Regions from separate parts of the Mus musculus genome. Here regions 1, 3, 4, 5, 6 and 7 are each linked to region 2. A link is a loop called in an ENCODE intact Hi-C map of the cell type or tissue named here. Cell type or tissue: left cerebral cortex. All regions are shown on one strand. Links, peaks and the distances in the headings refer to the core of each region. The heading gives the core; the rest is flanking DNA.

Evidence for each region. Peaks named below come from ENCODE experiments on the same cell type or tissue, not always from the same donor. Only the 100,000 strongest peaks of a DNase experiment are listed, where the experiment ranks them.
Region 1: a loop joins it to region 2, with 4 times the contacts of the local background. A loop is called at or near these places in 17 of 42 quality-filtered maps.
Region 3: it touches region 2 in a loop (5-fold over the local background); 9 of 42 quality-filtered maps call a loop at or near these places.
Region 4: a loop joins it to region 2, with 3 times the contacts of the local background. A loop is called at or near these places in 9 of 42 quality-filtered maps.
Region 5: a loop joins it to region 2, with 2.7 times the contacts of the local background. A loop is called at or near these places in 10 of 42 quality-filtered maps.
Region 6: it touches region 2 in a loop (3-fold over the local background); 10 of 42 quality-filtered maps call a loop at or near these places.
Region 7: a loop joins it to region 2, with 2.4 times the contacts of the local background. A loop is called at or near these places in 14 of 42 quality-filtered maps.

The regions. Positions count from the first base shown.
Region 1 is chr1:61,374,682-61,379,133 of GRCm38, forward strand. 9530026F06Rik (RIKEN cDNA 9530026F06 gene) reads left to right here and starts at 3,751. Exons shown (of 5, transcript NR_040483.1): 1 at 3,751-3,875; 2 at 4,329-4,452. In left cerebral cortex, for the core only: a CTCF peak has its summit at 2,589 (motif pointing right); DNase peaks (open chromatin) are centred at 2,600 and 3,349.
Region 2 is chr1:62,699,651-62,703,650 of GRCm38, forward strand. Nrp2 (neuropilin 2) reads left to right here and starts at 3,667. Exons shown (of 17, transcript NM_001077404.1): 1 at 3,667-4,000. In left cerebral cortex, for the core only: CTCF peaks have their summits at 1,566 (motif pointing left) and 1,774; DNase peaks (open chromatin) are centred at 1,580 and 3,746; H3K4me3 peaks cover 1,001 bases; H3K27ac peaks cover 796 bases.
Region 3 is chr1:61,769,245-61,773,696 of GRCm38, forward strand. All of the region lies in intron 2 of Pard3b (par-3 family cell polarity regulator beta), which reads left to right. Pard3bos1 (a long non-coding RNA gene) reads right to left here. Exons shown (of 4, transcript XR_373443.3): 4 at 2,710-2,842. Among named protein-coding and RNA genes, the nearest start is that of Pard3bos1, 94 kb to the right of the region's middle. In left cerebral cortex, for the core only: a CTCF peak has its summit at 2,186 (motif pointing left); DNase peaks (open chromatin) are centred at 2,181 and 2,987.
Region 4 is chr1:62,962,642-62,967,093 of GRCm38, forward strand. No RefSeq gene overlaps it. Among named protein-coding and RNA genes, the nearest start is that of Gm35252, 8.3 kb to the left of the region's middle. In left cerebral cortex, for the core only: a CTCF peak has its summit at 1,873 (motif pointing left); a DNase peak (open chromatin) is centred at 1,852.
Region 5 is chr1:62,927,681-62,932,132 of GRCm38, forward strand. All of the region lies in intron 3 of Gm35252 (a long non-coding RNA gene), which reads right to left. Among named protein-coding and RNA genes, the nearest start is that of Gm35252, 27 kb to the right of the region's middle. In left cerebral cortex, for the core only: a CTCF peak has its summit at 2,041 (motif pointing left); a DNase peak (open chromatin) is centred at 2,030.
Region 6 is chr1:61,136,662-61,141,113 of GRCm38, forward strand. No RefSeq gene overlaps it. Among named protein-coding and RNA genes, the nearest start is that of Icos, 160 kb to the left of the region's middle. In left cerebral cortex, for the core only: a CTCF peak has its summit at 2,696 (motif pointing right); a DNase peak (open chromatin) is centred at 2,804; H3K4me3 peaks cover 615 bases.
Region 7 is chr1:61,300,443-61,304,894 of GRCm38, forward strand. No RefSeq gene overlaps it. Among named protein-coding and RNA genes, the nearest start is that of 9530026F06Rik, 76 kb to the right of the region's middle. In left cerebral cortex, for the core only: no CTCF peak of the experiment used is centred there; a DNase peak (open chromatin) is centred at 2,464.

The sequences.
Region 1 (4,452 bases), core at 147-4,146, 1.3 Mb before region 2:
GGGCTAGCCTATGTAATACGGCCTCAGAGAGAAAATGTCTACACTCCAGCCTTAATGAGAGCGATGGAGAAAATACAAACAATAATGAACCCAGTTTCTAACCTGTGTGTTAGAGAATGTTTCCCTAACCATTGGGATGAGTTATCAGTTTTACTCTCCAAATAAGGGTGCAGATGGGTCTCAAATAAGGACCCTTATCCAAGGAAAATTAGTATAGTGTAGGTTTAAATTCTGCTGTTATTGTGTTGAGCTATCTAATGCTGAAGGACTCACATGGACTCTCTAATAAGATTCCTGTCTCTCATCTGTGAAACCACTATCAGTATGGTTATTAAAGATTTTAAAATGCACAACGCCTGTAAACAGGCCATTCTCCATATATGTCTCTGCCAATTATTTTTCAGTGCCAGTGATTGAACCAGGGCCTCATGAGATGAATAAGCACTCTACAGCTGAACTACATCCACAGTCCTTGTTTGTTTGTTTGTTTGTTTGTTTGTTTGTTTAAAACAATATCTTAGTTGTGTAGACAAGGCTGGCCTACCATCATGATTCTTCTGCCTCCACAACTTGAATGCTGGGACTGTAAGCATGTACCACTATGACCAGCTCTGTCTCCTTTACCAAGAGCCTGTCCATGTCTCTAGCATTCCTCTAGTATCAGAAAGTCCACAGACAAGATGTCAACAAGATGTAAAGTAGAGGAGCAGGGCTGGAGAGATGGCTCAGCGGTTAAGAGCACTGACTGCTCTTCCAAAGGTCCTGAGTTCAAGCCCCAGCAACCACATGGTGGCTCACAACCATCTGTAATGGGATCTGATGCCCCTCTTCTGGTGTGTCTGAAGACAGCTGCAGTGTAGTCATAGACATGAAATAAATTTTAAAAAGAAAAAGAAAAGTATGGAGGGGCATAAATCGAATACCAAGAATGGATTTTTAGTGGTTTGAGGGACAGCCATGGAAGGTTCATAGATGACACTGACTAAGAAATGTGTGGTCTAAAGTGACCTATCTGTGCTACCCTTCAGTCTCATCTCTGGAGAGCCCTGAAAAAGAAGGAATCCTGTACACAGGATCACCTAGAATTCAGGCACATGAGCCATGCTGGGTTAGATAGTTTCTAGCCTCACCGTCTGCTCCATCACCATCTCAGCTAGGACCCCAGGAAGGGATCAAAGATTAGGAAGGTCACAAGTTGACTCTATCAACAACTTCCCAGGCAAAGGAATTCTGACACCAAGAGACCAAGAACAGTGGGGTTTGGTGGTGTTCTTTCTAAAGGAGTGACAGAAGGAAATTAGAAGTAGCAGGAAGGATGCTTAGGAGACTAGCAGATGGAGTCAGAATGAGCATGGGGACAGAGGCATTGCTTTCTCTTTACTCCAGAGCCAAGACAAAGATCCCATGACAGACAGCAACACACCTACACACACACACACTCACTCACACACACACACACACACACACACGCACACACGCACGCACGCACGCACGCAGACAGACAGACAGACAGACAGACAGACAGATAGAGATATAATGACAAAACATTATATTTCCTGGCACATATGTATAGCAACATTGCAACCTGTATATTATTGAATGTTTATTTCTCACACGGAGCAGCTGAGGTTTTCATCTAAGTCAAAGAGATGGGAAATTAGATCTGTACCTATGGGAGTGCTGACAGGAGCCCAAAGTGACACAGAGCAAAGCAAGGCTGAGGTCGTGCTGGGGTTAGTTTTCGGTATTGGCTTTGTGTACAGTTGGTAATGCTCCAAGGAGGCTTAGAGTGAGGCCAGGAACACACAGACAAAGTCAACAAAACCACTAAACTTTAAAATGATTCGATAAGGAGCAAAACAGAAAGGAAGAAAAAGTCAAAGCAGCCCATTGGATGACATGAAAAATAGGGCGGGGCGTGGGGGGCATGAGGGGTGGAGCATGAGGGAGTGGTATATCATAGGGTGAGGATTGGGAGTCACCAAGACACAAATACCCTTAGTTTCTGCTCCAAGGCAAGTTCACACCTCCTGGGAGCCAAAAGAAACTCCCAGGAAGCCCTGAGGGACATCTGAGAGATGATGATAGATGGTCACAGATATTAATTGGAATGTCACTCCCTTAAGAGCAGGGGTTTGGGTGTGAAAACTCTGTTCAGTACAAAGTAGCCTCTCAAACTCCATTTGTTGAACAAATCCCCTCAGCTGATAACGTCACCCAGTCATCCCTTAGCAGAGTAAGCTTTGGACACACTGTGAGACACGGATGTGTACTGTTCAAATTAATCTTCATTCTAGACTCACTGTTAATATCTTCATTTCTAACATTTGAGGGAATTAAACCCAAGTATTAGATATTAGATTCTGCCTCACAGATTCTAGTAAATTCCAACAATACTGCAAATTATTATTGCTTCATGCACACAGTGGCTTGGTGCTAGTTTTAAAGCTGGGCAGGCAGTCAGAGCTTTTATGTTGAGCCAGGGGCAAGCCGAGGGATTGCTCTCGGTTTTTTGTTTTGGTCTGTTTTTTTATTTTTTTTTTTTGGTTTGGCTTTCAGCGTGATGACAGAAAGGACCCGCTAGGGGGCAGTGTGTGCACAGGTTTCAGCCAAGCAAGCCCAGCGGTTTATGGCCGCTCAGGTAATCCTGAAGGCAACAGGGAGATCCAAGAGTCTTGAGAAACAAAATTCACTATATGAAGTTATTCTTTAGGTGGAGCAGAATAAAGCAGCCCGAAAAGACTGCACAGGAGAAGAAAAGCTAGTGACACAGCAAAAAACTGGGGGATGGTTATTTTAAAGGTTTCACCGCACCGGAGCGCTTACGGCTTGATACAGGAATTATTCGGTATTCTCCTTAATGATTGCTAAAGGGCTTTTAATATTTTTATTTATTACCTTTGACATTTCATGTTTCTGAAATCCATGCAGAGCCGTGATTCATTTTTCTTGTCTATTGTAGGTAGCAGTTAGAATTCAATTAAAGTTAACCACTTTTAATTGGGCAATGATAGCTGATGTTGCATTATTGAGTGCTTCAATGTTCTGAGGGGTTTACTTACATTTTCTTTTCTTCGCTAATGCTCCTGGATAAGGAGACTTTTATTAGTTGTATTTATTCCCACTGGAGATGTGGAGAGATGGTGTTGATACTCACTCCAACATCCCAAGCCTCAAGGTCTAGACCAGAAGCCATTTCTCTTAACTATTTTGCCGTTTTCCCCTAGAGTGCACAGCTTCTCACACCTCTTGTTAAAATGTAGATGCTGATTCATGGATGTGGGTGGAGACTGAGAGTCTGCAACGTAGGCCAGTTTGCAGGTGACTGCAGTGCTGCTGCGTTTTCCATGGGCCTCATTTTTAAAAAGTGAGCACCTGTGTCGAGGTGAAAGGTGCAGGCGTATACAGATGTGCATGATCTAATCCCTACACTCAGATACAGATGTGCATGATCTAATCCCTACACTCAGACAGCCTGTGAGTAGGAGAGATGAAGAAGGCACATGTCCAGGACCACAGAGTAACAAACAGAACAATTCCATTGATATGAGAACAGGACTTGCTGACAGGGGGTGAAATGGACCCCAAAGCTTTGAAGGGTGCCTGCGGAATGAGCAAGACCTAACTCACAAAGCATGACCAGCAAGCCTAGTGCAGACACGGGTCTTGCAAGGGTTGTTCAAAAGGACAGGGAACTGAAGGAGGGAGGGGCGAGGAAGGGAGGTCGGAATGCAAGTCACTCCTGGAATTAAGAAACACTGTCTAGAGGACGCTCAGAATGGACAGCACCCAGCTGCTCAGGAAACCTCAGTGCGGGGTGAGATGAACCAGGAAATAGATGGCGGTAGAGGCGGTGTTGACAGAGCACAGAGGAGGTAATCTGAATAAAAAGAACCTGTTTAACCCAAGTTCTGGGATAGGACAGTACCATGCACACTAGAGGAAGAGTGCCTAGACCTGTTTTCCCATCTGTCCATAGAGAAGCTATGCTGCAGCCATGGTTCAGAGCAATGCGGCTCTCTCTCCATCGTAACATATCATGAGTGCCGCAGCAGAGGAGACTCCAACTCCGAATTCTGTTTTCATTAGGGCTGGGCTGGAGCTAGGAATTTATGTCTATCTTCTCATGTTTATTTGGTTGATAGGTATGCGCAGGCAACACTGAGATCTATCACTCGGGAGCCACGGTTCTCAAGTGAGCAGCCTCGACCGACCGGGAGGCAGCTTTAGCATCGGTGGGAACTGATGGGAAATGCAAATCTTGGTCGGGTTCCCAGACTCATAGAGTCAGAAACTCAGGGTGAGGCTCAGAATCTCTGTTTTAACAGACCCTTTGGTGATTCTCAGGCAAGTCCAAGTTTGAGCACTGGTGTATTCTCAGGCCTTCCAACTCCAAGTGTGGTCTAGCTTGGGACTTATTACATTAGCAGAGTCTGGGACCCGGCACCTCGC
Region 2 (4,000 bases), core at 1-4,000:
GGTTCCTCCTGTCAAATTTAGGTCTAAGGCTGAGACATACATACACACAATTTGAAATGGAAAAGATTTCCATGAGAATCTGCAAGGATTCTGGGAACCCACTAAATACAATACCAAAAAAAAAAAGAAACAATTAAGTGGTGTTCAAGTATGTTAAGGAAAAAAATAAGTATTTTCAAAGTATGTTGGGGGTGGGGGTATGGGGGACTCCTATTGATCAGAACCTGGACTTCAACATCAAACAAGAGAGAGAATACAAAATGAGGATCTATTACATTTTAACCAAAGGTTTGCTTCTGAGACAGATGCAGCTAAACATTAACTGGGACAGAGCCGTAAATTACAGATTAAGATGTAATTATGCCTCTATCTCTCCCTTTCAGGGTGAGAGCTTGTTGAAGCGAGGGCTCCGATAAGGGAACAGCATGTGACAGGTGGTGTCTATTGTGGAAGCATGAAAACTTCTGGAGCTTTGAGATCCTGTGTTCCCAGGAGGCAGAACCCCAGTGCCTGTCTGGTTTCCATGCCCCCTGCATAGTCACGCATCTATGAACACTTAATCCAATTTGATGAACACAAATGGAAAGGCATACCTGAAGAAGCTGCTAGCAGCAACCAGTGATGCTTGTATGGGGGCTGGGGGGGGGGGGCTGAATCCAGCTCCACAAACTCCAATAACTGGCCCTCTGACCATGTTGCTCCAACTCTCCTTGCTACCCCAGATCATCTTTGAGGTGGTTTCCAAATAGGTTCTTAGGCCCACCGCTTCTCAAAGTCACACAGTAAAGCCAGGAGCTGCACCATTCTGGCACTTTTGTGGATATATTCTTGGTGAGGCTCTCCCGGAATCTGAAACATCAGACCCCCCCCCCAAAAAAAAAGTGTTCACAGAGAAAGAGTAAAGGGAGTACTTTTCCAAATATCCTTCAATAGGAGATGCACCAAAGGCTGTACAGTAAATAGCATATATCAGAATTATTGTTCAATTGGCCTATGAGTCAAAAATCATCTAAAACATGTGTAGGAAAAAGTACAGATACCCAGAAGTCATCTCAGATTATGGAATTCTACCCACAGGAGGCTGGTGACCCAAGAGATGGACTTTTAACACCTCCCCACCCCCCATGATTCTAATGCCCTTAAAGTTTGGGACTGTATAGCTCAGGATATCCTGACTTTCCACAGGAAGTGTCTGAGGACAGTTTCCTTTTAGTGTCATCTGGAAACTTGCTCTATGTTCTCCTAACCCACTCCTCCCCACCTAAGGACCACCTATTATTATTATTATTATTATTATTATTATTATTATTATTATTAATTCATAATTAAGGATGGTGATGTGAGCATCCCAGCTGAATGAGAGGTAATTTCAGGAGTCCTCACTTCACTACGAGCTGTTTGGGGGCCAGTTCCGCTATTGTTCAGAGCAGGCTGGAAGATTCAGTAGCCTGATTTTGAATTTCCCCTGGTCTGCTGAAGTCCTTTGAAAAGGCAGGAGCTTCCCAGCACGGATGTAGAGGCCTTTGGTGGCATGGGCATTATTTATTGAGTGCTGCCCCCTAGAGGATTGGAAAAGCTCTGACCAGTTTGACTCCCCAGGGGTTCTCCCTCCCTCTGGCCATCTGCAGAACAGGAAGCCTTCACTCCAGTGGACTGCAGTCAAGTCTTGCATGCAGAGGCACAGAGGCTTCCAGGAAGCAAGTTAGCGCCCCCTTTAGAACACCTCTGAGAAAACGAAGATCCATATGGGCAGAAGCAGGATCCAGGGACAGAACGCTGAATCTTACTGACTTTTCCCAGAACGAAGGAGAACCTTGGAAGCAGCTAGATGGGAACCCTCAAGTCTGAGGTCCCAAGCCCAGCAGTTCGGGGTTGTCATCCTATGGCTTCCCAATGGGCTTTGGGTTTCTTTCTCTCTCCCCAGTCATCTCTCTGCCCTTTGTCATGTTCTCAGAAAGCTGCTGTGTGCATCTCTAGTCTAAGTAGGAATGGTTTTCTATGCCTGGAGAGCAGTGGGGTTGTGACACTAAGTAACTCTTTCCTTGCAGGCACTGTTAGTACAGATAGCGTTGTTTGTTCTTGGATTAGTGTTTTGCCAACAACACAAGCCAGGATTTGAACTTAAGGTCCAAACTCCAGGCTTCCCCTCTTCCTTCATCGAAGAACCCAGGGAAGGGAAAGAAAGGATAAAGGAAATCAAAATTAGCCCCTATGAGTATTTGAGTGGTGCATGCGTGTGCACGTGTGTGTGTGTGTGTGTGTGTGTGTGTGTGTATGTGTTGCTCTCTGGAAGAACTCAGAGGGCCTCTAACTCCAGCCCTTTGCAGCCAGGCAGTTAAGATTAACCATGTGGTATTCAGGCTCTGGACTTCCACTGGAAAATCCCTCATTTAACTAGTTGCAAATCACTTCTGATTCAATTTTGTTTGTGTTTATCTCCATGTAAATAACAGTTAAGTGAGAGTTACAGATTTTTTTTTTCAAACACTGGCTGTGATAAACAACGCTAATGGCAAGTCCAGATAAGGAGAGAAACCACCCAGAAGAACCCATAAGTCCACGCTAAGGGGGAAAAATGGTATAGTCAGATGTTCATGTCCCTTCTCACCCAAACTTTATGTTTCCTAATCTTCAGACTGCTAGGAAGGGGACTGAAAAGGTTGCCAGGTGTGCTCTGTTGGATCTTGATCATGGTAAAGCAAGGGTGCCTGGTGAATATGACAGTTGGGGATCACCCAGCCACCCTCAGAAACAAAGATGCAAGTGTTTTCTCCAACTGTTAGCTTATAGCGCCTTGAAACAGTTTTCATGTCTCCACTTAAAAATAGGTAACACAATGCTATTTTCTTTCTGTCAACATTGTGACCACAATACCTTGGGGAAACATGAACAGAAGTAGTTACAGTAGCAGTCCAAGAGGCCTCCCTGTACCTATACTATGTTGGAAGCTTGAAGGTGTATTGGGTGGCCAGGGGTGGGGGTGGGGAATTTAATTGCCCGGAGAAATTCTTTATTCAATAAAATCGTCCCTCGTTTACAGATAGTTACAAGTTAAGGGCACATGTTGAAGTAAATCCTAACCCAGACCGCAGAGGATCCTGTTTGGGACACAACAAAGGATCTGAGAAGTAAGCCCAAGAAGTATTTGAGGTTTGGTTCAGAGAAGGCTAAAGGCTGACTGTGTGTGTCGCCGCCACGCTTTGCTGCCTCTGGGAACACAGAGCTGAGCCGCGGACTGGCTCCCTACGCCAAACGCGGTCCGCCACCCAACTCCTTCTGTAACGCCATTGCAGGTGGCATTGTGTTGGATTCTGAGTGTGTAGCATCTGAGTCTCGGAATTTAGGGGAAACAAGAATTTCCCGGGCTCCGCGGAGTTTCCCTCCGGCAGAGGCAGCGCGCCCTGAAGGGAGGGCGCTCCTTGCTCCGGGTGTGACACACCCGCAGCCCCGCACGAAGGTGCGTGGGGCGGGAGGGAGGTGCGGACTGGGAGAGGGGCGGCAGGGTTGCGTGGCACCTTAACTTTGATCGCGCGGCCGCGGGGCTGCGAGCCACCGCCGCCCCGCCCGAGCTGGGTGCCGCGGTCCTCGGCTCTGCGCCGCGCGTCTCCGCGGCTGCCTCTTTAATCAGGAACACAGAAGGGGCGGGCCCTGAGCGGGCGCGTAATCGGATCGCTCTGCCGCGGCTCTGACATCCACATGCTGCTCGGCCTGAAAAGGCGAGGGGGGAGCCGGAGGGGAGGCAGAGGAGGCGAGCAAGGCACCAGCCTGCAGCCCGCCCCCGGCACATCCTCTGAAGCACAGACACTCGGCCGGGCGCTGGGCGAGGTGGAGGTGAGGGCGGGCGCCAGCGAACTCGGAGAGCCGCTCGCACACTCGCGGGCGATCCCAGCCGCCGCACCCGCAGCAACACCAGCAGCACCGGCCGCAGCAGCTTCCTGCCTCGCACTCCCCTCCAGAGACTGGCCAAGCGGGTGTAACCGCCGGGGGAGGCTCCAGCTTA
Region 3 (4,452 bases), core at 228-4,227, 930 kb before region 2:
CCCTTATAACACCAAATGATGGCCATTCATTTGCCTTTTCCCAGTTCACTTTCTGCTTCTTCCCTGGGAACACCTTCCTTTTTTGAGATAGTTGAGATATTTGGCTTGATTTTTAATAATGAAGGCCGCCTGCATCTCAAATTCCACTGCCAGTGTGTTCATACAAAAAGCAAGAAAATGCTACATTAAAGAAAGGGCAGAAGATACCGGCTCATCCTGGCCTTATTTCAAATCCCATTTCAGGAAGGGAAATTCTGTTAACAATATCTGAGGAGATCTGTCTGATGCAGCACTTTCCTCTGATGCATTCTTTCAACTGTTTCCTCAAGGCCTTTTCAAAATGTAGCTTGTATCTTAGACACAGAAACAGCGTTATTATGTGTGTCTTTTTGAAATGGGACTTAACACCACTATTAAATACGGAGACAAGGACACAGTCAGCTAAGAGCCTAGCAGAGGATCCATATATGTTAGCTACAGCTACAGCTTTCCTCTTAGTGCACATTCATGGCTCTCCATGATGCCTGCCATTGTGCTACACAATCGATAAGGATTTGCACTTTTCGTGTTGCCTGAAGAAGAATCACTCAATTTTCTTCTTTTTGTTAAAAAAGGAAAAAAATAATCAGTGAAAAAGAGAGCTTTCTTATATTTCCTGGAAGCAGAGCCCACCAAACTTGTTTCTCTTACTTTTAGTCAATTCACAGTAAGTAGTAATTTCAACTGATGGTTTGTGGACCTCCTGTTGGATATCAAACCTGCTCAAGAAGGCTGGAGGCACAGTTGGGCTTTTATGTGTAAATTACTTGGTGAATACTCATTCACAGATGGAATATGGACAGAGAGCAGGCACAGAGAAGATTGGCTGGGTGTGAAGACTCATGCTCAAGTCATAACACTTGCATTCCTGGGATGGACTACCTACAGGGGAACTGGCAATGAGGGCTGTAGATAGGCTGGACCAAGTAATGGAGAAGCCAAGATCCCAACAGCAATTACAGTCCCAAAGCGGTGTCAGCTGTGGTTGCTTTGCTTTCGGAAAATCAGTGCAGTTCAATAAAGGCTAGAAACTAGAGGTGGAATGATTTGATGTAAAATTGGAGAAAGATCTAATTCATTTACTTAGTTTGATAAAGAGATGACTTCTGAATCCCATGGTCTTGTTACTCAATAATAGACTCTTAAAACAGTAACTCACATTGTGAATTGTTGGCATGGTTAAAAAAGACAACTACAACATAAAACTATGTAAATATGAAAGTATATAATTTTTATGAAAATTGAATTCCTTCCATAACCATACATACATATGTATATATGCCCTAGCCCTAACCTCCAACCCTAACCCTAACTGTAATACATATATACACATATGTGTATATATATGTAATATATATACATACACACACACACACACACACACGTGTGTGTGTGTGTGTGTGTGTGTGTGTGTGTGTGGTGTGGTGTGTGAAGTATAGTATACCATCACAGAAAATTTCTTTATTTACAGCTAGGTTTTACAGATGGGAAGTGCTAAACTTGAAGGCAGGCCAGGAGCTCTTGACTTGCACAACTGGGCCTTGACCCTTGAATACCATGTGCTGTCTCATGTTCAAGTACTACACTATCAGCTCAGCTTTGTCTTTGTGTTTGGTATAAGTACTTGTTAGACTTTTGTCTGCCTTATCCTCAGGTTCAACAATTTATTTAACAGCAAAATGTTAGTTAGTGTAGTGTTAGTGTAGAAGAGTTATGTGTTTAGTGTCCCTTGCTGTCTTTTAATGATATAATACTATTATTATGATATTTTCATGTGCATGTCTTGATTTAAGTACTAAGTGTTTGAGATTAAGTACTGAAACACCAAAGAAACTAACTTAATGCATACTTTAATAGTTTCAAACAAATCTTATAAAATTTGTTTTAAAGTTATTTAATTGCTCAAAATAGTTTTATAAGGAGATACTTGATTAATATGACACAATATTTGGATTAAGATATTATTATTATGTGAGAAATGAAATGCCAGCAGGACTAAATTTAGAACAGGAACACACTGTCTGTTAACATACTCAGCATTCAGGGATCTTCACATATTCAAAGGGAGACTCTTGTGCACAGTGAATGAACTAGTGACCTAGTCAGACACACTGCCACTTGCTTTCTCAGAGCACTCTGTTGCCCTCTGGTGGATGGCACAGTCACTTAGAAGCCAGCTCAGAAAACAGTTTGAAATTTGACACTCCCCCAGTTAGAAAATGTCTTTTGTCTTTTTAGTATAGATCCCAGATCAGAGGTGGATAGTAAAGGGAGAGTTTACACATACATATCTCTGCTCTCTTAAGTTTTTCAAAAATGGCCAAGGACACTCTTTGCATTCATAAAACTTGTTTCTATTTTTGGCTTTCTCAACTTCCTTTTTACTGACTGAAAGGTTGATGGCTGATTGTACTAAGATATGTGTGACTTTAGTGTGTAACTAGACAATCCATGGTGTATGTTGTGTTTTGCTTGGGAAGTGTTGTTGCTACATTAATCCTTTTTAAAAGATACTGAATTATTATATATATTTTTTTACAATCCTGGGTTATTTTTGAACACTTAATTTATTAGTGATACTTCTACCTTAACATAAAATAATTGTTCTAAATCTATTATATTTTCTTAAATAATAATATAGTAAATTTAATTCTGGAACACTTACATTTTGAAGGGATCTTGAAGTTATGATGTGCCTAGAGGTTTAAACAGTGCTTCAGAAAGAAATATGGAAGCTTGTAGGGGAGGAGAGAAGTGCTTCTGCTTACAAGGCCCATGGCACGGGCCTCAAGATGACTTTCTGCTAGAGAGTAATAAAATTATAGAATTTTAGATCCAAAGTATACTAGTCTTATGGACTAACTTTAACATCTTCCTAAACAGGAAGTATCTGAACCAGGGAAGTCTCTTGGACTCCTGGACTTCATGACTGTGGCTGGTTTCTTTCCGGAGTCCATTTTAGCATTTCCTCTTTGGCATTCTGATCGAAGCTGCTGTTGAGGGCCGACTTCTGCCAGGGGCAAGCCCTATGTTCTCTTTTCTCTCCTGTCAATAGAATATCCTTCTTCTAGTCTTGAACTAATAAGTTTTTTCAAAGTCTTAATCATCTGAGCACAGTTTATTTTTAATTCTTTTTTCGTGTTTTTTATCCCCATCTTTGCATTTACAGAGATAACAATTTTAATAAATAAAAGTCCAGACTAAGGTTATGGCAACTGTTGGGAATGATCTTTGTTATTGGTTTTCTTACCTGAATGGCTTTCAGCAACGTAGCCCCTTTCTTTGTGTCATGGCTTTCTCATGGGTAATTGAAGCTAAAACAATGCAGTAATTTTATGTGATATTATATCATGTGTGATAAATAACCTAGCCACAGTGTGAAGCCACATGCTCAGGAGAATAACTGTTAGGTTCTAGTGTGTTACATTACATAGTAAATTTAGCTATCAAATATACTATCAAAGTAAAAAAGATTGGATTTGCATTATTTTAAATGTATTGCTTAAAGCATATCCCATCTAGGAATGTGGTTTTCAATCTGTATTTACAGATTTAGAATCTCTGGATTCAAACAGCTGTGAATCAGAAGTACCAAGAAAAGAATTCCAGAGAGCATCAACGACTTCACTTGTGTTTGCCCTGTGTCAGGGCTACACTGAATGTGTATGTAAGCACACCCCACCTCACAGGTCCTCAATCTCTCTTTAACATTTGTTCCACCATTGTTATCTGGAAGCCTAGGATGGTTGTCCCTGCTGTTGGGACACATTGGTTTTACCTCCCCTTGGCTTTAACACATGATCAATACAATAGCTGCATATGGAATAGTTATGCTCTGTTAGCTATGCTTAGTAATGTGCCCATGCTTTAAAATACATATATAAAGTACATATGACTCATATGCAACTTCTTGTCCTGTTAGGGATGTGGGCATCTATCCATAGAGGTTGGTGTCTGAAGGACATCCTGGGACCTGTCACTGTGGATGATAATAGGCATTTGTACTTGAATAAAGTACAAGTCTCATAGGTTCTGTTATGAGTCCCTGGAATACCCACTTCCCCCCAGCTGTCTGAAGCATGCTAAATGGCAACAGTAGTAAAGCTATGGTTTCTTTCTTACATGCACCTCCTACCTGTTCTATACTTCCAGTGTTTTACTTGTTTAGCATGCCTATTGGTCCTTGTGCCTGGTCTCTGATAATTTAGGACACATACTTACATATGTATATGTATATGTATATGTATATGTATATGTATATGTATATGATGTATATGATGTATATGTATCTATATATGCATATATATGTATACATATACATATATATATATATATGCACACATATACATACACATACATACATAATATTGGTTGATAGTTTTATCCATTGCTTGTTTCCAGTGCCTGTAACTG
Region 4 (4,452 bases), core at 254-4,253, 260 kb after region 2:
TTAAGAAGTCTAAACTCCTTCCTTCCTTCTCTGTACGCTCTCTTCTGCCGTCAGCTACTTGTGTGGAGGCATCGGTGTCCTTTGAGACCAAGGCTGATCCAAGAGAAACAAAAAGACCTTCTCAATGGTTTCCAGGCATGAAATGAGCTAAGCAGTGGTAAATAGGGAAGCTGTAACATGACCTGACTTCAGCCTGAAAGATCTCTGGGTCCATGGTTCATTATATGGTAGAATGGTTGTTAGATGTGTTTCCCTTGAGGGCAGGCTCCAGGTCTAACTCAGCTTTCCATTCCCACATTGGATATTCTACCTAACAACAGCATGTTCCCTTCACAGTGTCTCTCACTGGTACCTAGGCCATTCATGGTACTCTGGGGTGACTGACCCTAGAAGCTCATAAAGTGTGTCAAGCACTGTACTGGCTCCAGAGAGGAGAGGTCTGGGAACTCTCACCTCTGCAGGAAGAACAACACATCAGGAGACAACCAAGAAAATAGCCATGTAGTGTGATGGACAGCATGGTGAAGAGCCCTCACGTCCTAATGCCTGAGCTATGTCCCTCTACCTATCAAGAAGGGCCGAACACAGCAGAGGATCCAGGCTCTTGGTTTGGAGGAACAGGGGACTATGTCACAAGAGTTCAAGGTACCAGACTTCACACCTAGGCAAGGAGTTTGGCTTTTATCACTAAAATCACAACAGGTTTTAAAGTAGTGACTCTGGTAAATCCACATTCTAGAAAATTCTTTGTAACTCCAGTTGCAGAGGGGATAGAAGTGTGGCAGAGGTTAAAAGGCTGGAGGTATGGAAAACACACCTGGGTGACTACAGGAATGTGGGAGATGGTTATGAAGACCAACAGCTCTTCAGGACCTCTGGGCTGTGGGGAGTGAAGGCAAAGAAGGCCATATTGATGCCAGGACTGCCCTTTGAAACCTAGTAGCAATAGATGTGTCTGGGAAAGCAAGACTGTCTGAAGCCCGGGGTAGAGAGGGCATTGGCTGTCAGGTCTGGCTGGAGCATGCTGAGTCCACAACATCCTTGGGAGATCTGTGTGGACGTGTGTCCCTGGAGTCCCAGACTCAGGACACAAAGCAGAACCCCCAAGGAGTTGATCTCGCTGAGAGAAAGCTCATGAGAATATCTAGTTCAACCACAGGAGAACTGATGGGTGTGTCTTGAGCCTAGGAAATGCCAATAGTTAACCAAACTCACAAAGGTGGTTTTGTAAAGGCCGAAGAGAGGAAAGAAACGAAGGCAGGATAGAGTGACAGCCTGTAACTGAGGGCTGGAGATGGGAAAAGGTCATATTCGCTGGTTTGGGTTTGTTCTTATTACTCTCCCATTTACAGAGGCAGGCACTGAGGTTAGGAGGTGAAGCCTCCTGTCCAGGTGCTGTAAAAAAGTGAACTCAGAACCCAGGCTTCAAATACGAGCCCCGTTCATGCCCATCCTCCCATAATCACCTTCCCCAAAGCAAGTTATTGGATTTAATTGTTTATTTGTTTGTTTATATTATTCAGTTTGTAGAAAGTCTCCTCCAAATGGGTCGAAACCTATGTGGAGAAGTGTTTCACAGTACCCTCCCTGCTTTTGAACTGGTCTGGAGGCACAACTAACATTTCTTGAAATCTTTCTTGCCAGACCACTCTATGCCCTCCGTCATCCTGAAGCAACCCCTGACAGGCCCACAAGGCAGGGATATGAAAAAACGGGGGGAGGGGGGCTGGGGCGTGGAAACAAGGCACCCCTGAGACACACAGACCTGGCTTGCCAGCTTTGAAGTTCTGTGGCTGGCTTGCGGCAGGGAAGGCAGCCTGACCTCATCTCCTCCCTTCAGTGTGTGAGCCTGGAATGCCACCTAGTGTGTGTCAGCAGGAACACCAGGGCCTGGCTTGTGCTTTTGTTTGGTGGATGGTGTTTGTGTAGTTGAAACCCTGGGGCAGTCTCAAACCCTGTTCTCTCAGATGTCCTACCCCATCATAGTCAGTTCAGATAATCCGAGGGTTTACGTAAGAGGTCCTGGGTGACACAGGCACAGTCCCAGGAATGAGCTCTACAACATACAACTGCAAGTGTAAACAAAAAGCCCTGAGAGGGGGCCAGAAGAGGGCTCAGCAAGCAAAGGTGCTTGCCACCAAACCTGAAGACCTGAGTTTGAGCCTCGGGCTCACAAGGTGGAAATTGCTGAGGCACATGTACATACACACAAGATAAACACAAGATAGTCATTTAATGGGGTTTTGTTTGGAGAGAGAGAGAGAGAGAGAGAGATCCTGGAAAGCTGGACAGCCCTAGAAGGAAATCCAGCAAGGCTAAGAGGAAGAGATACAGAAGTTAAAACAAACGAACAAACAAACAAACCTTGAAACTTAGCTGCCCAAAGCTCATGTTAATGCCAGTCTTGGCGAGAACAAACATCCTGTGAGGAATTATTTTCCCACAAAAGAAGAAGGAAGATGGAGGAATAGCTGGGAGAAGAAGGAAAGGAGAGAGTAGAAAATGAAAGACAGGAGGAAAAGGAGAGGAAGGCGAGGAGCAGGGGTAGAGGCACGCAGATGTGTGTGTGCCCCTAAGGAGTCTTGAGACAACAATAACAGTTCAGAAAGCAGAAAACTGTAGGGTCCTTTCCTGGGGCCTGGGGCGTGCACTTGACTTGGGATTTGCTTGAGGTGGGAATGATGGAATTTCCCTGTGCTTCCAGCTGAAGGGTAAATCAGTCCTGAAATGTACCAGAGGAAACCCACAAACACAACATTACCCTCTCCCGCATCTCTCATGCAAAGTGTCCCAAAGAGGCAGGCAGAATGGAATTGAGCTGAGTCGCAATGAGAAAGCATCTACGCCATAAAGGAACATTCGATATAGAAGCAATCACTCCAAGGTGATTCGTGCCATCAGTCAGTCAGAGGTGTAAATCCCACGGGGCGCGTGAGCTATGTGGCTGGCCTGGATGCCTATTTTCTAGGGGCAATGAATGAATGGATCTCTCCCTCCTGCCCAGGCTCCGATGCTTTTAGCATTTGGCACCGTGGCAGGATTTATACCATGATTCTTGTAAACTGTACTTTCTCTCTCTCCTTTTCAAAGATTCCTTTCAATAAAATGCAGATGGGATTATTTGAGAGCCGCCTTGCATGTGTTTATAGGTTACTTCTGCTTCGCTGCTTATGCAGGTGTGTGTGTCTCTAGGCCGCTTTGTTTTTTTTATTTTCTCTGCCTATTAGGGAAATGGAAACATATGGATTCCTTGTTTGGGCCCAGTGGACCTTATAGAATAGTATCCCCCATTGCTTTTCTCACACATCTTCCTGTAATCATATGGCTCTGAATTAGCCTCTCAATCCCCCAGTGGAAAAGCCATAATACAGGGAAATTCAATAAAATGTATATGTGTTCTGAATGCCAAGGCATTTACAAAGTGGATGTGGATTGTGGTCAACTGTATAGGAGAGGCTCTGCTGGTAAGAAGCTGATATGGCAGACTTGTGCCCAGCGTGCAGAGAGCTAAGCTTCCTAAAGCCTGGTTGGGAGAAAAGAAAAAATGAACTGAAGGGCAAATGAATCCGAGAAGGATTCGGAACTGAACCCCCGATATTAATGTTTCCAGCTTCCATAAGCAGTTCTATACAAAGAGTCTAGGGATGTTCTTTACCTGGAAGATACAGAGTCTAGAAATATTGCAGTGCCCTCCCAGAAATGCATAGTATGTAATATTAAAGACATACTATAAGTAATATCCCCTGCACTATGACTCCCACTGTAAATAAATACCTCATTTATTGAAGGTGTGTGTTTAATTAAAAATGTCTCACTCCAGCCTTCTAGGAAAAAGAAACACGTAAATGTTTACACAGGAGGCTGCCCCCCTAGAAGGCTGATCATTACAATGAATGTGAACACATAATGTCTATGTTGGAAGAAAAAAAATTAAAAAATGAACATTATTTAGCCAAAGATGATCAGTTTGCCATCCTTCTCCCATGTCGGCTAAAGGACAGTCCAGCCTCCTTATCCGGAAGTCCAGCCTCCTTATCTGGAAGTCCAGCCTCCTTATCCGGAAGGCGAGGGAGTGAAGAACTCAGATGCTAAGCTCTCCCACACCTACTGCTCCAATGGGAGTCAAAATGATGTGCAGAGTCTAGCTCAAGATGTTGCTCTGTTCCACGTGCTTCCCTGAGCCCACGGGAACATTGCCCAAGTCCCCAGTCTAGAATAAGTCACAGGTTGGAGCCCCGATGAACAGAGGTCCCAAAACAATGATAGTCGCTGTTCTGGATATAGGAAGCGCTGATAATCAAAAACCTCCCAGCCCTGTCCAGAAACTGACACCACCACCCCCACTCCCACCCCACCCTCACCCTTTCCCGCCCCCATTCTCCCCCTCCCATCCCGCAATCTGAAAACAAGCCATTGAGGATTGCTGTATAGGCATGCGCCCCCTAGTGGAGA
Region 5 (4,452 bases), core at 304-4,303, 230 kb after region 2:
CATTTGGAGGGAATAAATTAAAGGTATCAGGGGAAGAAGAGTTATAATTTATTTCCTTCTTGGTTGTCCTCTATGTTTTCCAAATTTTCTACAATGAATATGGATAGCTTCTATTACCAAGCTATTTTTTAAGAGAGGTATGGGGTGACAGATCCAGCCGGCTCCCTGGTGTCCTTCAAGTGTCCTGAAGAGACGGCCACTGCCTCCTGCGGCTGCTTGAAAGACTTCACTGAGAAAAGGGATGCTCACTTCAGTGGAATAAAGCTCAAAAGGACCAATCTTGGCCAACAGATACAGGGAGACTGGCTTCTGTTCTCTCACTGTGGAGCATGTGCCTGACAATAGCTCACTGGGCTGACTCTTGGGGGTGAACCTTTGTAATTTAGGCACCCACTTCCTCTCCTAACTCCTGACCCACAGACAACCCTCATGAATTGGAACTGTTTTCACTAATTTCTAGGGCCCAGTGAGAAGTGACCACCAGCTCCTCCCACTGCGTGGGCAGCGGCCACTCCTTTGACTTCTCACAGGGTAAGACCTGTAGAACTGTTCTTCCATTGCTCCTACAACGGCATCTTTGTTTGGGCCCCCTGATTCCTAAGTCTGACTTCTCCCTTTTCCAGAACCTGAAAGGGACTAAAATCCTAGGAACACCTTGAATCTTCTATCCATAAGGAAGGATGTCAAAGCCAGACACACTACCCAGGCCCACTGGAATGGCCTTCTGAGTTAAAACTCAGCCAGCCCAGAGAACAGGATTTGGAGCTGATGGTTTAAACATCAGACCCCAGCCACACCCCTTTTCCTCCCAGGCACCTTGGCCAGGTTTTCACTCTCACCAGCCTCTGCTCCTCAAGAGAAGTAAGGACCCCAGGAAAAGGCTCAGACACACAAGTTCATTACATGGTAGCTGGTACATGGATATTATTTCAGTGCTGTATTTCCCACACTCCCAACAGGTGCATATTTATTTACAACCTGAATACCAATGCATTAAAATACCTTTTGATTATCAACTACTATCTTCATCACTTTTCTCAACTCCAGTGACTTTTCAATATAGATAGACAGATAGCCAATAATTTAATCTTTGGTTGGCTTTGGTTCTTTCTTTCTTTCTTTCTCTTTCTTTCTTTCTTTCTCTCTTTCTTTCTCTTTCTCTTTCTCTCTTTCTTTCTTTCTTTCTTTTTTTCTCTCTCTCTCTCTCTTTCTTTCTTTCTTTCTTTCTTTCTTTCTTTCTTTCTCTAAGGAAAACTAGTAAAGAAATTTAGAGTCCGTTTTCAGTTGGTTTGGTTTTAGTACCAGAGTCAGAACTAGTTCCTTGTGAATATTCTCCAAATGCTCTCTCACTGATCAATATCTGCAGCTGTTCCCTTTATACTTTAAAAGTGCCCCCTCGGATCTTACTAAATCTATGAATAAGTACACATCGCCTTTTAAAATTATAACCAGTTAAGTGTGAGGAAGAGAAGGGTCGGTGGGGATGTGGAAGGGTGGGGCTGTAGCTGAGCCGGTACAGTGCTTGTCTAACAAGCATGAATCCCCGGATGTATCCCACATAAAGTATGCATGCTTATAATCCCAGCTCCAGTGCTGGAGGAGAAGGACCAGACACTGGAGATCATCTTTGCTTACATAGGGTTCAAGGCAAGCCTGAGAGACATAAGACCCTGGTCTCAAAACCAAACCCCCTCCCCCCAAAAAATAGAGGAGAGAGAAGGGAAATAGAGAAAAGTGAAGAAAACAAAATCCATCAGGAGGGGTTTGCCCTGGAACAGAGGCTGGGTATAAAGTTTGGGGAAGGGGGACAAGGGACAGGGCTTCCAAGACACCCAAGGAAATCAGTGTATGCAGTGGAGGGAGGGGTGTAGGGACAAGAGCGTTGCTCATTGAATAAAGAAGCTGTGAAAGGAGAGACAGAGATAAGCCTTTCCCACCCAGGACCTCGGACCAGTCCTTCTGCCTCAGGTTCCTGCCTCTTCCCTGGGGAACTCAGCCAGGCCACAGGCACTTCGAGGGGGGACAGCGCCACCTTGTGGGCTATTTGTTCCCGGTTGAGAAGCCCTCAATGAGGTCTTTTGCTTTTTACTACCTTGAACACACATTTTTTTTTATCAAAAGAGAAAATACAGGACGTCTGAAGTATTTTTTTGCTTTAAACTTTGGGGGTCGAGATCAAACACGATTAAGATAAAGCCTGCAGATTTTCCTCGCGGACACTATTCATCTGCAAGTATCTGACTGTTTCCAAATGCCCACCTTGGTGACCCTACCTCACAACCTTCAAAGGACAGCAGGGAAGCTGGCAGAAACCTTGAGGGTCAAGTGCAGTCAACTGACTCTGCTTGGGTTCTGTGCTCAGCCTTGTATGGAAGAGCTGAATCAGCAGGATTTTTGCAAAGGTTGATGGTAGGAGGGATGGGGGGGCAGTCAATTCCCCTTTGACTTCTGGTATGTATAAGACAAGTCCTGGAAGTTTCCTTTGATAAATATCATTATACACAAAGAGTTCTGCATAAGAATGTACTTTATGACTTAAGTTATAACTCTGCAGTCCTGCCAACAGCCTACCAGGCCAGTGGGGGGAGTGGTATACAGCCACTAAAAATAGCACCGTTAAGAGTCACTTTGAACCTATTTCCTAAAAGAACTATTGGAAAATATCAGCAAAATACATTGCATGCCATCCCAAAGAATCAATTCAAATCCTATATTTTATAAATCACTGCAATTCTAGCTAAATACTGCTATTCCGGTTTTTTTTTTTTTCTGCTTTCTGTGGGTGTCATAATTTTCTACACTGAGTATGTACTACTTCTTAAATCAGAGGGGGCACATTTTATAAGTTTCGATGCCAGCCAACCTTCCCTTCCATTCTTACCCGTGTCTCACAGGCCCAGTGAGGAAGATATTTTTAGCAGAGACAAGAAACATAGGGTATTTAGATGTTAGGTGAGAGAAAGAGACTCCTCAAGTACATTAGTTTGTGATGCCAGTTTCTAAGCGAGGCTATCAACCACAGTGATATTCCTCCTGCAGAGGGCAGGGCATAGGAGGCTGGTCTTGTTGGTTTATTTGGGGGGTCGGTGTTGTTAGGGGGTGTTTTACTTTTCCTTGTGCTGAGATTGAACAGTGAGTATTAACACACACTGGGCAAGCGCTCAACCTGTGAGCTATAACACCCAGCCATGAAGCCATTTTTGATGTCTACATATTTGAAGAGATGGGTGTGATGGTGCCCTGGATTCATCGATTCTGAGCTGGCCTGGTGTCAAGACCTTGTACTTATTTTCTCATCCTTATAGCCTCCTGCACAGTTTGGAGCAGGTGACCTGACTTGCAACCTCTTCATCTGGGAAGTGGAAATGACCGTTTTATCTCTTAAGGTGACTTAGGAATTAAATCCGGCTAGGTTGTGCCACATGAAACTGCTATTTTATGGATCAAAATGGGTGAGCACTGGTGTTTTAGAGTCATCCAATCATTGCATATAAAGTGCCAGTCAGCTCAGCCATGTGTCCTCGAAGAAGTTTTATCCCTGTTCACAGATCACAGATTGTATGGGTAGAAAGTGAACAGGTACCAGGCTGTAAAGACAAGGGCCCGTACAAAGCTGAGGGGAGGAAGGAAGAGCTGGCTCTCAGAGTCACCAAAGGTTGGCCAAATTTGCCTCGCCTCCTTTTAAAGCTCTGCCTTACTCCACACCCACCTCATTCTCCTGACCTCATTAAATGTTCTTGCACAGTGGAACTTCTTCTCCAGTCACAGGGCCCCTGTAAGTCCCACCTCCTGACTCCACAGAGCTGACAGAGACCCTGAACCCTCCATCTAACTTCTTCCTGGGGCACAAGTTTTCTAGCAGGTACTAAGGGATATGCCTACACCAGGGAAGGTGGTGTGATGTAAGCAGCCTGGTTGTGGCCCTCATCCTGGCCCTCATTATCTGTTAGTTCCACTGCACCAGAGACTAACAGACCCAACACTGAGGAATGGGGACCCTCCATCAGGAGCAGGAACAGAGAGAAACACCACTTGTCTGCCTGCCAGGACCTCTGCTGGCAAGCAAACCCAAATGGACCATTTCCTTGAGTCATTATATTTTGAGTCAGCTTTCTTTTGAGATGGAGTGCTGCCCCTACCAGAGGAGAGCTGTGGGCTCGTTGGATGCACCATCCACACTGAGGTCTGTGTGGGAACACTCAGCTGGCAGGTCGGGACCCACCAAGAAGGGAGACTGACAGTAGGACTCTAAGGTGTTAACAACCTTAAGTTAGTTGCTCCAAGAATTGTGACAACTTGCATTAGAAACTGATTCTACAGTCACTCATTCTCATACAGATCATTCAAGTAGCCCTGTATATAAATGTTTAAAGCCATTTTTAAAGTGAGCAGGAGGCTTAGAACAGCCAAAGGCCATACCGAAGTTCACAGAATCAATATGTGAGAGAGGAA
Region 6 (4,452 bases), core at 207-4,206, 1.6 Mb before region 2:
TGCTCTTGGGAACATATCAGGGCCAAACAGCAGACACAGGAATCTGTTGTTTAAGCAGGAAATCTATAGAAAATGAAAATTAGTTACTTAAATGAAGTTGAGTGTTATTTTAATATCTGAAATTAATCAATTAATCATCATGGTTATTAACATATCTTCTTCATTTGATAAAGAAACAAACAGAAACTCAAAGACTATAGGGCTCCTGACAAACTCTCACAGATTGTCTTACAAATTGGAGAATGGCTGAAGAATGTGCCTTTCTGTCCCATCCAGACCCTGTCCTCTACATGGGTTCTGGAGATCCGATTCAAGTCCTCAACCTTGCAAGCAAGCACCTGCTGACTGAGCCATCTTCCCACCTTGCCCTTGTCCCTTTTAAATGCCTTCCGCATCTCTACCACCACCACCAGACCTGATCCCACACTTCACACCCTGTGTAAATATTTTCTAACATAGTGGGAGTTTAGCTGGTGAGGATTTATTGACATGTTTATGTAGTGTAGTAGTGCAAAGAAACATTTGATGAATGTAGTGGTTTGTTTATTTGTTCAATGGCCAACACCCTCCCCTCAAAAACCAACAAAGGTAAAACAAACTCCAAAAATCAGAGCCTTGAAGTACACAGTAGGTCTTTTATAGTTCCATTTCAGGAAACATCACTAAAATATTATGTTATTTTTTTTCACAGTCATTAGCTAAAGGAGGCTCTACTACGCATACCGAAACCATCAGTAGAGTGGTGTGTGTGTGTGTGTGTGTGTGTGTGTGTGTGTGTGTGTGTGGTGGCTCATAGCAAAAACTGATGGGGAAAAGCTTATTGAGGGAAAAATCTGTATGTGTTTATTTCATGCTTTCACCATGAAATAAAATATTCTTATTGTTCAATTTCTTAAGAAGATTTACAATGTTGAGTATCCAAACTTCTTAAAGAGGTTGAATATTTTCCTCTGACTGTGCCTCATTAGAGCTCAGAGATCAAGAGTAAGGCAGGAAAAAGGAGGCGGGAAGAGAAAGTGAGAAACAGAGAAACCAAACCGTGGGAGGCAGAGATACTAGACCCTAAGACAGGGGTGGAAGCCACTGGGACTCAGTCATAAGAAGCCATTTGTTTTGTTTAACTATTTGTAGATAAAACAAAGACCAACATTTGAAAAGCCTCATGTCTCTGAGGCTAAGAGCACACACTGATCTTCCAGAGGACCGGAGCTAAGCTTCCAGCATCCACACTAGGCAGGAGGCAGCACACTGCTGCCTGTAACTTGTCAGAGAACCCAATACCTCTGCCCTCCAGGCACAGACAAATAATTTAAAATAATAAATATCAATACTGAAAACGATCTGATAATAAAAGAGAGACAGAGAGAGCAATAGCTATAGTAAGGCTGCAGTTCTCCTTGGGTAAGTCAATACGTGTTAGCCGGATCTGCTGGGTGTTGCATCCATTAGCCAGATCTACGATAGTTGCGGGGTAGGGGTGGAGTTGGGATGGGTGTGTGTGGTGTGATCCACCGGGGATGATGGGTTGTTAGTTCAGGCTTCCAGGGTGGAGCGAGTGAGCAAGTGGAATTTCCACTAAGGTGCTACCCAGAGTTTGTGTGCCCACGCTCGGCGCTACATACCAGGTGCATTAAAACCAACATTAATTAGGTAAAATAAACAATTGGAGCTTTCTGCAGGGCGTTCCACTTAAATACTAGATTCCTTTTACACTGTTGCTTCATGCTGCTTCTGACCTCTTTTCTGGTACAGTTTTGAGATAGGGCTAAGTAGCTCTGGCTCTCCTGGAACATTCGGAGATCCATAGGCCTCTGCTCCTCCCGCCCCCTTTACCCCACCCCACCCCTGGACACCACCATGCCAGGCCAGGCCATACTTTTTGTTTTTTAATGTTCTTGTATATTTCTGGTCACAGCAACTGTTCTTTCTATAAAGAAATTTCTTCAGATGTATAAACAGGCAATCACATTGTAAGTTTTATCTGATTATTTTTCTCTGTGGGAGAATTCCCGGAAGGATCGAGGGATATCTGTCATCCCTGCTCCAAGCTATCTACCCATGGTTGTTCTGTGAATATCTACAGTCATGTGACCGCCTACGTGTATTTTGTGGCTTTTAGAAAACTGTTACCAATTTCAAAAGATCACACAAAACTCCTGAGAACAAAATAAGGCTATAACACGGGTTTCACAGTCCTGAATTTGTATTTATCACAAACCCACTCACTCTCCAGTTCAGAACCCCTTCTCTTGGGAGCATCTTTGGTTCGTACAGTTAGTACAGATTCTCCCCACCCTCTATTCTTCCCATCACAGATATTCAGAAAATAGAAAGTATATACTGGAGGATCTATAGAATTTGCAAGTTTTGGAAAGCTATAAAATAAAAATTTTCTAGACCGGAGCTCATCTCATCTCATTCTGATTTTGAATTTAAAAAAAAAAAAAGTTAAAACAGCGGGATTGGGTTCAGTTTACTCAAGTACTCAAATTACTGGGTGGAAAACTCCAGTTGAAGTCGATGTTCTTTTCCTAAAAGCAATTTGTTCATATGTAAAGAATAAGAAGGCAGTGATGCCCCTCTTATTTTCCCTTGAAGCCCTGAGGGGTCTCCTTGATGCTTGGGGTTCCTGAAAGAGCCTAAATCCGCAGACCCTGCGAGAGTGGGGGCGGGGAAGCGCCCCCCCCAAAGAATTACCCTCATCTTCCTCCAGGTGTCACTACAGGCCTGCGCATTTCTTTCGCCTCCCCTCACCCTCCTTGTCCATTGATAAAGTGGAGGGTGATTTGTGATCCGCCTCGCTGTGATTGCGGAGGGAAACAGCCATCTTGGCTTGTCTCAGTAGTAGATTTGTTTTTCTAATTTCTTTATACTTGAAGGTTTACCAGATGCTTTATTGCCAGAGCGAGGCTGACTTGCGGTCTCTTTTCTTTCTCCTATCCCCGGCCCCGCACCCCTCCTTTTTGTTCCTAGAGACAATCAGTGTCTCTGGTCCCAGCTGCCACTGCTGATTTTTCATTACAGTTTAATTTAAAACTGGGATTGGAATGGAAATGTCTTTTTGCCATTTGGGGTTTGCAAGGCCTGTGGTTTTATTGCCAAAGGCACAAATGTTAGTTACTACTGTTTTTCCAGAGTTTGCTGGGGAGGGGTGGAGGTAGAGATGTGGGGGGTGAGAAAGACAGCTGGACTCTACAAAAGTGGGAGGGGAAATAGAGGGGGAAATCCCTCTCTGAAGGCAACGTTATTCTGAGAACTGTTTTGTCTGATGTTTTCAAGAATCTCATTTGGGTCTCGAGGAGGAGAAGCTAGAGATGTATCTCCTTAAATGTCCTTCCCTGTAGGTTAAATATTTGTCAGCCCAGCTAGTGAGATACTAGATGGATCACTATAGAGGGTGATCACCAGGTGGGATCTGCACTGCCGGGGGGTGGGGGTGGGGTTGGGGGAGATGGGTTCCCGCTTAAGGATAGTACATCTGTGGATCCACTTGACTGCAGCTGGCAATGGGAACACCCAAGGAGGGACTGCTCTGTGTACAACCTCAGAGGGAACAGTCTGTTTATAATTGCCATCACATAACGTCTTTCACTAGCTTCTGCCTTCTTGCTCCTTTGCAATTCTCGAATTGCACTCTTAGAGTTTATTATCCGCCAGTCACGGAACCCAGTCCAGTCACAGGCTGGTCCCTATAATCCCTCAGAAGGTTCTTAGTGATGGGCTGAGGGCTGGGGAGAGGCTTCAGTGCCCTTAATCCCTGCACTGTGGAGGTAGAGACAGGAGGACCCTGGTACTGACTGACCAACCAGCTTAGTCTAATTGACAAGTTCCAGGCCAAAATGAGATAGAAAGTTGCTGAGGAATGATACCCTGGGTTGACCTTTGGCCTCAAGATAGGCACGGGGTGGGGGTGGGGGGCGCGCGTGAGCACACACACACACACACACACACACACACACACACACACACTTACCAGTTTAATGGACTGATTTAATTATATTCAAATCCTCCTAAGATTGGCTATGTTTGTACTACTTGAGTGTAAAACTGTGAGAGAAGGACATTCGTACTCGAAAGTAGTCCTGCAGGAACAGCAGGCAGGCAGGCAGGGAGAAAGGAAGCCTTCCTCCGAAAGCCCACATTTAAATACTTAGTATCTTAGTATCGACATTGAGAACAGTTGTTTCCCAGTTGTAAGGGATCTGCAGAAGCCAGAGTGTCTTATCTGTCATGCTAAAAAACAATTACTGTCTCCCATCCCAGCAAGAGCCCTGCTCTTCCCGGATACACCAGTTTGGGATGTCAAACTGAATGCTCCATTATCTCCAAGATCCCGCTGACTCCTCACAGGTTGAACATTTCAACTTCCCTCCAACTGGCCTCAGGCAGCTGGGAGGCTCGTGAGCCTGCCTGGGGTAGACACATCTCACTGTGCGGAACAACTCAAAGGCT
Region 7 (4,452 bases), core at 232-4,231, 1.4 Mb before region 2:
TGTTTTGTGTCTATTTTGCCTAAATCACTGCCGTTGAACTTGAAGAAAGTCAGCATGTCATCCTGGAAAGCCAGAGATACTTGGGCTAGACAATAGCACCATCTTGCAAGCGCTTTACTGACTGAGTCATCTTCCCAGCCTACCATTACAGTTTGACATACGAGCTGAGCCAATTTGTTGTGTAACCCTTATTGACCTTATTGACTTTGTGAAAGACACTCTGGAAAGCCCAAGGTAGTTGTTCCAGAAAACAATGCTGCTATATCCTTTCACACCTCCACAGCCTTGCTCCGATCCCTTGCCCAATGCACAGGCAACATGAATCTGCCTCTATCCACCTAACAGACTGTCAGGTTGCCTGCTCATTTGCTTTTAGCTAAGCACACTCAGGGCAACTAACCACCTCACTGGCTTCTCGGTGCTCTAACCAGATCTCAGTCACAATGAGTCTGTCTCCTCAGCTTCACTCAGAAATGAGGTGCAAATGGATGACCATTTTCCCTTACGAATGATGACAGGCACCCATGGCCTCACCCTAGAAAAAAAGCACCCCCTAATCCACCAGTCCCCCCCCTCCCTCCCCACCCCTCACCCTAGCCAATCTTTTAAAACCACCAGGAGAGAAAAAAAGAGGCCTGCCATTGCCTCCCTGCTGACTCTAATTACCCAGCCGGGAATTTTACAATCCTTCTCCCCTGCCCGCCCCCACCACTGTTCTAACAACTACAGAACAGTCAGTCTGTAGACTTTTTGGCCGGCTCTTTCTTTTGTATGCCCACTGCTGCCGAGTGGATTGGTCTCCTAATGAGTTCTGACACTAATGGAACTGTGAGACAGCGTGATTATGGAGGTCCTCCCCACATGCGGCTCAGACCTGGCAGGAAATGACCCGAGATTCTGCACCCTTCCACCCCGCAAAGAATTCTGTGGAAGCCATCTTCAGCGGCCAGCTGGATCGGCCCTGACCCCCACCCCTTGCTCCATTCAGTTTCTTCTTCCCTCCATCATCCCGCAGGTGGCTGAACATAAGATTTTATGGCCTGATGCTTGGTGGGTTAGTTGACAACGCTGGAGACCCTCTTTAATTCAGGAGGTCTATGGAGCATGGGGGGTGAGATTGGAAATGGGAACTGGGGCCCATAAAGAAAACCCAGATTTTCCCAACTCGCTTTTAAAAGTGATCCAAGGAGGGAAGGAACTAGGGAAGGGACGCTGTTTTCTATTAGATGCTTAACAACGTGTGTAAGTGGAGGTGATTGAAGAAAAAAACAACAACATGTGCTTCTGCAATCTCCCTGTTGTGTGCGATACAGGTGTAAGAGACTGGAGCTAACTATTGAACTGTGAGCTAATTATAGCAAGAAACAGCTGTTGTCCTCTAATGAGGATGAGGCTGCCGCAAGACGCTACTCTGCCCGGAAGCCTGTTGGAGAGCTTGCTTTAAGACTGCTTATCCGGTACAGCATAGTCCCCGCCACACACTCGGTTACTGGCCTGTTCGCACATCCAGTCCAGCAGGTGATAGGTAATTTTCACCTCACCCTGTCTGGAGAGAAGAGTATGTCCCCGTTTTATTAACCTCTATGCTCCTTTTCTCTTCAGTCCTCAGCAGCGTATAATTCCTGACCACCCCCCAGCTGTGAGTTACCAGGAGTACCCCCTTTGTGTCACCCCTCTGATTTCTTTCAGATCACTCCCCCTTTTTCCATGTTTCCAGAACAATCGGATATTCCCAAAGCTGTCAACTATTTATCGTGGGGTGTAGAAGCTCACCAAACCACATTTTCTATTCCTTGGTGCTGTAGTGTTTTCTCCGGCTCTTCAGTGTCACGGAATGTAGAGTTTGGGAGGGGGTTGGGGGTGGGGGTGGGGTGTATCTGTGAATGAGTAGAAAGTCAAACTTTAGACTCCAATACAAACAAACAGGGAGGTGTTTGTTTAAAATGTTGTTTTAATGTTAATAAATCTGATTTTCAGGGTGATCCATGTATTTACAACTCACTAAGCCTCAATAGCTCACCAGGTGGGAAAATGGTGGAAGTCTAAATAAGCTGAGGACGCAGGTGCTCTGCTCTATCTCTCAAAGCACAAATGCCTCTTTTTGACCAAATGAAGGGTAGGCAATTTATAGTGACCATTTGTTTCCCACTGTGGATAAAGTATTATTTACTGTGCAATTGAATTAAAAACAAGGGCTTGCTATAGCAACCACCCTAACAAGAGGCTCTATTCACAGGCCGCCTTGGAAGCTCGGGGTCCAGGGGCCCATTAAGCACCTTTTTGAAAGTACTTGTCGGCAAACCGGTGGCATATGCGTCTTTTATAGCGTGTACAAGGCGAGGCTTGTACAATGAAAGGTCTCTGTACAGACCATGTTGTTTTCAGAAGGGAGGGGGTGTGCCAGCAGCTATGTGTTGCTGTAGTTTGGGATTAGTAGAAATTTAATTGAAAATAAAACACAGAGCAACTGTATTGGCTACTGAGAGGAAGAACAAAGGGTTCTTCATGAAGCCAGGCCTACCACATGGCAGCCCCGGGAGGCTGCTGCCTGCTCATCTGCTCACTCCCAGCCAGTATCAAGAGCCTGGGAATGAGCCCCTTGGCCATTCCCCATCCTCCATCACTGTTAGTGGTCCAAGCGTTGCTGATAAAGTCAGGGAGATGAGAGTAAATAGTTTGGTACATGGCGATGCGAAGCCAAAGTATTATTTCTTCTCACCCCACTAAACTCCTCTGATGTTTTCTCTGTCCTTTCTGATTCTCCTTATGCCTGAGTCTGATGTTCTCTCCCTGAAAGCACTATTGGTCCTCCTTTTTCATGTAAACATTATAATATTTTAATTGATTATTTGAGGATTTCACCCATACAGTGTATTTCCATCATAGCCACCTCCATGACCTCCCTCCTCCTCGAGCTCCTCCTGCACTGCCCCTTTCAAGAACTGCCTCTCTTGTCCTCCTCTCTACTTCATGGTCTTCTTTCTCTTTCTTCTTTTTTATAACACATGGTGTCTAATTAGTGCAACCACTATGGACATGAGTGTGGGGCCCTCCACATGATCATGGTCAACTTCTCAGGCTCCATACCCCAAAGAAAACTGATTTTTTTCCTCCCCTTTGCAGCCAATATTTCTTTCCTCCTCTTCCTCCTTTTCCAGCAGCATCTCTTCTTCTTTCCCCTCCAGTTCTGAAGACAGAGATTCCTGTATACTAGAGGTGAGGATTAGGGAGAGGAATCACTGAGAAGATTTTATCCTCCTGAAGATGGCAAACTCAGACTAATGTGACTGATCCCCTAACGCTTCTGAGGTATCAGAGGTATCCCTAAATAACAGCTTCCGGTGTGTTCCTTCATGAGCTGCTCCAGTGTTGAGTGGCCAAGTGCAGGTGACATTTGATTAGTGTCCCCTTCCCTTCTGCTTTCTCTCTAGAATGGCAAAGGCATACATAGCTTCAGGAATAACATAGCTTCCTGTCTGAGACTGGAAGTCAAAGCATCTTCTAATGTCTGGGGAGCTTGTGACACACAGGCCAGGTCCCTTGTGTCAATTAGGATGGCTGTGTTGATTGAAAGTGGCTATGTCCTAAGTGTTGCATGTTCGTGAGTGTTCTGCTTGGAGCTTTCGGATGTTTGTTCTCACTGTCATTTTACACCATTGAGAGATTATGTAGGAGCTTGTCAGAGTAGATATCAAGCTAAGTGTTTTATATGAGTGAATGAATGAATGAATGAATGAACTAGTGAATGAATGAGTAGAAGGGTACTCTGCTTTGGGAGGCAGCAGTTTGCTTTAACCCATTTGCACATGAAAGAAGGCAGCTTAAAACATTACTTACCAACATACCAACTAAATCCTTTGAGAGACTTAGATGTAGAAAAGTCTTTGATTCAAATTCTATTTTAAGATATTTCAGAAAGAAGAGGAAGTAAGCCAAAATAGCTCAGGGAAGCAATCTTAATTTTGATGGTCCCCTTTTCTGAGGGGAAGACATATTCTCTTACCTATAATTCTAAAATCCTCATTTCTGATGACAGACAGTTTTTTTTTTTTAACCCATTTGGCAGTGCCAGCAGGCTATTTGGAACCTTTGTTTATATTTAGCCTCCCAAACACAGTGTCACGGGCATGTCTGCAAATGTGACTGTTTGAAGACAGTGAGTTCCTGGTGTAAGTCGGGGGGGGGGGGGGGGAGGAGGGGGTGCATAGACATCAGAGTCATTCCATTTTTAAAGCCTAAAATGGACTCAGTTTCAACTCTTCAGGGGTTCAGACAGGGCTCAGAGATCTAAAATACAGAATGCTGTTTACCCCGTGTCTTGGTCAGACTGCCAATAGACAGAACAGCCAGGGGCCTTTCGTACTGTGAGTAAAAGGTCCTGATGCTGGGGATTTTACAGTATTATAGCTTTGAAGTATGGATTCTTGTCCAGCAAACACACCATGAACACCT